2 separate regions of the Homo sapiens genome follow, and region 1 is linked to region 2. A link is a contact called in ENCODE Hi-C or POLR2A ChIA-PET data. All regions are on one chromosome and are shown on one strand. The core of a region is the stretch at or near the end of the contact, and the rest is flanking DNA. Distances in the headings are between cores, read along the strand shown.

Region 1 (3,851 bases), core at 1,075-3,574, 150 kb before region 2:
GGAACACAAATGGAGAAGCCATGGAGAACAGGAACAGGTGGGTCTTGCTGGGCTTACCCTCACTCTCTCACCATTAGATCACAGTCTTCTGTCCCATCACATTCCTACATGTCTGTCCATGCTTCCATCCATCCTAAGTGTAAAAAGACACAGTTTTCCCTGGGCCTTTGATTCTTCATTTCTGAAGGATCTCGTGTCATGTAAAATTTGGACTAAATATTATGCCTATTATGCTTTTCTCCTGTTAACCTGTCTTTTGTTCTAGGAGTCTCTGCTATGACCCTTGTGATGGGTGAGGGAAGACATCCCACCTATCGGACTCTACAGAATGCATGCTCAGGCCCTCCGTAAATACCTTCTGTCTATAGGAATATCGATGAAATACTCAAGTAATTAATCTTTTGCTGAGCATTTACTCTGCGCATGCAAAAATTGAAAATGGCCCACGTTTCTAGGGGGAAATATTACCGCCGAATTCATTGATTCTGGCTTCTGAACACTTCTTCAAGAAGCTGGTTAGAGCACCTACCTACATTCAGAAAATTCTTAAGAGAGATCAATATTGTATGGGGATTCTTGATTATCAGGTTAATTTGGACTATAAATACTCTCTTAATTGGTCTGCAATGCAATTACCAGTGAATCCCACAGCACCAAAAATGTGTAGTTATTCACACATACACAGGTCGATGACACAGGACCCTCTAGGAACACTGGTGCACTCTCTTTATTTGCAGAAATTATACATATGCTCTCGATTCAAGCCTCCAGGCTAATTACTGATCCTCCTTGATTAAAAATGTGAAATTTTAAATTAAACCTACGTTTAATCAAATATTTCATTAAAGTAATTTTAAAATGTTTTGCAAACCACACTATTAACATATTAGGAATGTTACACAATGTCCACTTTTATTAACACATCAATTAGTCAGCGTTTACTGCCTGGGTGACTGCTTTCCAACAAGGATTGTCAAGCCTCCAAGAGTTAATGATGGAAGTAGGCTGCAGGAAATCAGCTTTCCACTTTTCTCATTTTATTTTCTAACTTCCCATCCCTAAGTCAGGTTCTGACATACACGTTTGAATAAGAAGATGATCACCTGAGTAAGAAAAATATCATTTTGTTGTTACTATGTCTAGTTATTTATTCATGTCATAAGATAGCCCCTTTATCAGTTGAAAGCTCCTGGAATTACTTCTGATTTAAAGATTATAATGTCTTTTTGCTCCCAGGACTGAGCCTCCTGGCTCACCATGCACGCACACCTTTCACATAACTGATGTGTTCAGTGTCATCAGCCTGCTATTTCCTAGGGTCTTCTAGGGTGGACCACCTCTCCAGCCACTGTGGCCACAGCTGTGGTGAAAACCATCCAGTGGTCGTCCTTTTGCATGGTTCATAGTCAATAGAGACGGACAATTTTAGTCGTTGAAATTGTACTGCTAAGCAGACGTACCAAACCCATGAGTTGGATCAGAAGTGAAAGCTAGGATAGGTGTAAATTCAAAACACCTGCACTCGTACTATGGTGCCACATTGAATACTAAGGGAACAAATATTTTTGAGGCACAAAATGCCCAAATTAGGGATTTTGAGAACTGATTGTGTCTCTATAATACGCAAGTGGTGTGATGAAACGGGGGCAGTGTGCTTTGATGGTTTTATCCTCCAGAAAAAGTAGAGGCTCCCACCAGACCTTGTAACACATGTGTCATGAATCAATCTCACCTTCAATTTGTTTTCTTTATTTTTGACCTACTTGAGGCTCTCAGCTCTTTATCGGCAGACAAGAGTGTCTCTCCTTAGCAGACAAACCGGGGAGATACATTCAGATTGTATCTGTTTCCCTTTTAAATGGAAGACGGCTTTATCCTTCCCTCCCCACTGCCCGGTTTCCAAATGATTTCCACGATTCTCTCAATATGACCCAGTCTCTCAGACTTGGAATCTTCCAAAATCTCACCATCATATGGGCAGAAGTGGCACTTTGCTTTCTGGCTCAGTCTCAACCCCAAAACTCCACTGCTGCCCTTGTCTGCCTTCCCCCGGGAGGACTTCTCGTCGCCAGTTTCAGGGGGAACATGGAACTGTACTCATGATGGGATTTGGGCCAACCCATCAAAACCCATGACACTATCAATGTGTCTGTGCAGCTGACATGTGAATTATTTAGAAACCACTGGGCATGTAAACTGGAAGACCATGTGTTTGGACTGTTCAAATTGGCAAGTGACTGTCTGCTGAAACTTCCTCTGCTTCCTGTAATAGAACTCAACTTCTCCTCCAGCGCCCTGTGCAGAGTGACTTACGTAAGTGCTGTGCACCCAGAGTCAGCCCCTGGCATTTCATAACTCAGCTTTGGTAACCATGTGGTAACATGATTCAAACATTTTGCAAGCTAGTAACCTTTGCTGATAAGTAGTATTAATACCTCCTACCAGAGCTCTGCGTTTACCGCTGAATCAAGTAAACTCCTCACTCCCTTAGAGTGTTGAATACAGTAGCAGATTATTGTGAAATGAATCAATAAATACAGTTTGAGGTGGGCTTTACTGAACTGGAATGACAATCTGGCATCTTTAGCTGTGGTTGGAAGTTAACCTCTACCCGGTCCTGCTCAAGTGGCTTTCTTTCTAACTATGCTCACTGTCCTGGGCTGAGTCTCCAGTCTTTTTGTGTGTGTGTGTGGTTTTTAATGACATTAAGAATAATAAATTGGTTTGGGGGATGAATCACTATTTTAATAATTTTTTTTTTCTTAAAAATCACTATAAATGCCTGGAATTCTGAATTTTAGATGAAAGATCTCAGTTTCTTCTGGTGATAAGCATTTGTCTATACATTTTCTTTTCTTTTTTTTTTTTTTTTTTTTGAGTCCGAGTGTCGCTCTGTCCCCCAGGCTGGAGTGCAGTGGTGCCATCTCGGCTCACTGCAAGCTCCGCCTCCTGGGTTCACGCCATTCTCCTGCCTCAGCCTCCCGAGTAGCTGGGACTACAGGCACCTGCCACCACGCCTGGCTAGTTTTTTGTATTTTTAGTAGAGACAGGGTTTCACCATGTTAGCCAGGATGGTCTCGATCTCCTGACCTCGTGATCCGCCTGCCTCGGCCTCCCAAAGTGCTGGGATTATAGGCATGAGCCACCGCGCCCGGCTGCATTTGTCTATACCTTAACCAGGGATACGTCTGCACTGGCTCAGGTCTGTTCACACTGGGGCCAGCTCTCTTTCTCTCTGTCTCTCTGTCTCTTTGGCTCTGGACCTGTGTACTTGCCTGTCTGTGTTGGGATTCATGACCTCATTCTTCTCCTCATTCCTCTTGATCACACTCCTCCCAAGAGAGAGGCTGTTCCTTCACTCTCCGATGTTTCCACCCTAGTCCTGCTCAGGTGGCTTCCTGGGGAATCCCTGAAGGCTCTCCTCCTCCCGCCAGGGGCTTGGCAGGCTGCAGGCTCAGGTGCTGTTACGGAGCTACTGGTTCCCGGGCATGGCCACGTCCCAGCAGAATAACTTCTCAACTTCCAGTAGCCCTCGCAGCTCCCGCCGTTCAGAAGACATGAAACAAACACACGAGAAAGTGACTCTGCAGGTAGAACTAGAAGCTGCCCAGCTGCTTCGTTCCCAGCCTGAGAAAGCCGTCCAGGAGCAAGCGGACATCTGAGTCACACGAGGCCTTTTGTGACCAGCAGCCTGAGGCCTGACCTGGGCCCTTCTCTGCAGTCCCTGGACGCCCATTGTCAGGTGCCCTTTCACACCTCACAGACCCTGGACAGGCCCCTGAGTGGAGGAGCGTGCTGGCCCAGCCTCCACTCACCCTCGGGCCCCAGGCCAACATGACAGCCCCTGTCTC
Region 2 (3,640 bases), core at 613-3,112:
GAAGGCCGAGGTGAAGAAATGATCAAAGTTTGTAAATTCATGAAAGGCATTGCTAACGTGATCATGGACCTCTTAGCCAAATCCCAGAATATTTAAACTGTGGCGTCAGCCTTTGAAGTTTGAAGAGGGTAGTTTTAGGATAGATGAAAGGAAGTCCTTTCATACAGCAGAAAGGAAATTTATGGAAGTTTTCAGAAGTTACAGGCAGAAAATACTGCCTACACATTTTTAGGGGACAGGATCGATCTGTTTAAGTCTCTTGTGAGGAAGATTGTGTTACATGCAGAGCCTTTTAAGGGAATAGAAAGAGTCCATGTTCCTTATGAGACTCTCTTAGTTTCACTCTCTAGGTTATAATACATAGGGAGGAAAAATTACTTGTTCTAAGATGTTCATAATGGTTAATAAATGTTCATGTATGGAGCTAGGGTAAAAATACGAACATGACACCTGTCAGTGCCTACTCAGGCTGTGATTTCTGAACTTTCTGTTTTTAGAAGAGATTGGTGTTCTCCAACTGGGGTCACTGGAACTTCTGTCTTCATAGGAGACCTGACTTCCATTTGCCTCTGATGCTCAGGCACAGCCCTCGGACGTGGACATCATCAAACGTCCTCTTCGCCTTGGAAGGGGGCAAACAAAATCCATATTTCAACTCCATTTTCTCACTGGGAGGAGAGAGGGGCAGGTAAAACCCATATTTCCACTTCATTTTCTTTATATAGTTTGATCTCATTGTATCTAAATAATGACTTCTTAGCAACACATTCTTTTCACACGTGGGCTCTGCATCTTGATTTAGATGATTTCCACGGAAATACCTTTCCTTCCTTCCTGGCCATCTGTTTAAGTTGGACCATCATCCACCCGGGATCTATCAAGAGCTGGGCAGCACTCCGATTTCACACACGTTTCTGATCACTCTTCCTAACAATCCGGGCAAGCACACAGGGCAGAAGTCACGGACGGGCCACCTGGGCGGGCGCTCCGGCCCAAGCTTAGCAGGGCCCCATGCTGGGTTCTTTAATGCCCCCTCGTCACTGCCTTGAAATTCTTAACCTTGCTTGTTCATGGGGCCTGCATGTTCATTTTGCACTGGGTCTTGCAGATTCTGGAGGGGGTCTTGGAGAAATGTCCTTTAATCCCCGTTAACAAATGAAGAAAGGAATGATCGGAACCAGCGAGCCGCTCATCTAGCACAGGGACTCGCCAAGGGAGCGGCTGAGAGGAGTTGTCACCTTCGCAGAGAGGCCCTGCAGGCCGTCTTCCACAGTGGGAGGCCACTGGCCACACCCCCAAGGAGAACACAGCGTTGTCCCCAGTGGCACTGCTGTAGGGAGGGCAGGTTTTCCAGATGCTGGGGAAGCACAGTACTTTCTGCATTTCAGTAAAGACTCATTTCTTCTCGTTGACCTTGGACGGCCCTGCCGGATAGGAGGTGGGGACTGGCACTGGGGACAAACATGGCTCAACACACTTTCAAACACGATGCACAGCCTCGATGAAGCCAGCCAGCCCTTTTGGCTCGAGCCCCACATTCCCTGCAAATGAGTGTTCTGTACTGAAGGACAATTTCCCCCTCACTGGGGCCTTCCTGTGGCCCCTCAGCCCCTGCCCCTGTCCCCAAGGCTGTGCAGGGTGTGCTGGGCACTAGGGGACAGTGACCCCGCTGTGGTATCAGTGCTCAGGAGCAGAACAATGATGCCATTTTCTTCGCTGAAAGGTCTTTTTTCAAAGCAAAATAAAATGCCCAAGGCTCGAGGGCCTTTGTTTTTTGGCTGAAATGTCTCTGTCCTCCCAGCAGGTTCCTGTTTTGTGACAATTCCTGCCAAAAGGTGTTTGACAGGCTTGGCTCCCCAGTGACCACTCCCTGGGACAGGCCTGCTGCCCACCGATAAAATAAGAGGTGCCGCCCAAGACCCCTGTCCTCTCAGGGCTCTGGTGTTTAAAGTCTCCATTGCATGTCATCCTTTATCTCCCCACAGCTGCTGCCTGGGTGAATGAAACATTTAATGCCTTGCTTCTTGTTTTAAGTGATGTTTCAGCTAATAGCAGCAGCTGAGTAGCCAGATGGAAAGACAAGGGCTAATGCAGTGACCGAAAGGTCTTTACAGTCGAGGCTGCTGGAAGAACACAAAAGAGAAGTTGTTTTGCCCAAGAAGAGGAAGGGGCGCTTGCTTTGAAACTTCCTTTGCTCCACCGTCTAGTTTGCACCATGGCCCAGGATGACCGTGGGCAGCTTTGCACAGCTAGCGTGAAGCCGTCTCTGCCATCGTGTGCATCTGTGTTACATGTTTGAGAATGGAAGGCCGCTCCTAGGCAGTGCTGGCTGCAGGGAAGGGGACACGAACTTAGCTTAGTGCCCTAGGGTCCTGGGCTTGGCCGTCTGCATGATTTCCAGGATGATGGTGGGCAGCTTTGCACAGCTGGCGTGAAGCCGTCTCTGCCATCGGGTGCCTCTGTGTTACATGTTTGAGAATGGAAGGCCGCTCCTAGGCAGTGCTGGCTGCAGGGAAGGGGACATGAACTTAGCTTAGTGCCCTACGGTCCTGGGCTTGGCCGTCTGCATGATTTCCAGGATGATGGTGGGCAGCTTTGCACAGCTAGCGTGAAGCCATCTCTGCCATCGGGTGCCTCTGTGTTACATGTTTGAGAATGGAAGGCGGCTCCTGGGCAGTGCTGGCTGCAGGGAATGGGACACGAACTTAGCTTAGCCCTCTGCTGTCCTGGCCTTGGCCATCTGCATGATTTCTTCACAAGGGGACCCACATTTTCGTTTTGTTTGAGTCCCACAGATTTTGTCCCCAGCACTGCCTGTTAGTGTTTCCTACCAACACTAAGGCTCAGCACGGAAGGCCCCAAACTCCTTTTCTTTATGATATGAAATCACTGCGTTTCTACTTAAAATTAGATGTTATGTGCACGTGCACTATTGGGTGTGTATATGTCTGTTTTTTTTCCTTTTTTACTTTCCAAGCCTTTTCTTATTGATATATAGTAGATGTACATATTTGGGGGTACCTGTAATAATCTAATACTTCCATGTAATCAAATGGTAACTGGGATATCCATCACCTTAAATATTTATCTTTTAGTTACACTGTGTCTGTTTTTAAAGAGGTGCTTGTGAATCAGAGAAAAGAATGCTGGCAGGTGTATTTTGAATTAGAGTGATAAAAATAATAGAAAAACTTCCGAGTGAATTTCACATCCATTTGCAGTCATTGTTGCTCCATCTGTTCCAATGTAATGTGATATTTCTTACCTTCACCTCGAACGTCATGTTCTTGGATTAGATTTCAGTTTATTCACTCAGTACATGATACAATGGCTGGCCTGTTCCTCACAGGTGCATACTGAAATGAGGTGCCTTGCCCATATTATTATGGGCACATAATAATATGTGCCCATAATATTATCACAGCTCCAACCTCTACTACCAGGAAGCAAAAGGCTCACTTTTTTTTAAGTTATAAATTTTGGTAAAATTTTTCACTTTTTTTAAGTTGTAAATTTTGGTAAATTTTCTTTAAAGGGACTCTGTATGGAGCCATTGACCATGCAATCTATGCGATGGGCATGCTTGCGTTTCTAGGTGGCTTTTAATTGTAAAGGACACTAGATTTTAGAACACATGCAG

What was found. A loop is a pair of places that touch in the nucleus more often than their neighbours do. ChIA-PET counts read pairs that join two places held with the same protein, here RNA polymerase II (POLR2A).
Region 1: a map of gastrocnemius medialis shows a loop between it and region 2 (2.3-fold over the local background). The contact joins two enhancer-like sites. A Hi-C loop is called at or near these places in 1 of 168 maps with a recorded cell type or tissue (gastrocnemius medialis). POLR2A ChIA-PET finds 5 or more read pairs at or near these places in 2 of 52 experiments (A673 and HEK293).

Annotation. Positions count from the first base shown.
Region 1 is chr10:3,719,189-3,723,039 of GRCh38, reverse strand. The region is part of intron 1 of LOC105376360 (a long non-coding RNA gene); the gene reads right to left. Among named protein-coding and RNA genes, the nearest start is that of KLF6, 64 kb to the left of the region's middle. RefSeq lists an enhancer at 1-445. Within about 2 kb of position 2,324, at least 10 of the 41 ENCODE cell types and tissues checked have a DNase peak (open chromatin) inside an H3K27ac peak, as active enhancers do; they include gastrocnemius medialis, where a contact is called at or near this core.
Region 2 is chr10:3,568,846-3,572,485 of GRCh38, reverse strand. The region is part of intron 1 of LOC105376360 (a long non-coding RNA gene); the gene reads right to left. Among named protein-coding and RNA genes, the nearest start is that of LINC02669, 68 kb to the right of the region's middle. Within about 2 kb of position 1,862, at least 6 of the 41 ENCODE cell types and tissues checked have a DNase peak (open chromatin) inside an H3K27ac peak, as active enhancers do; they include gastrocnemius medialis, where a contact is called at or near this core.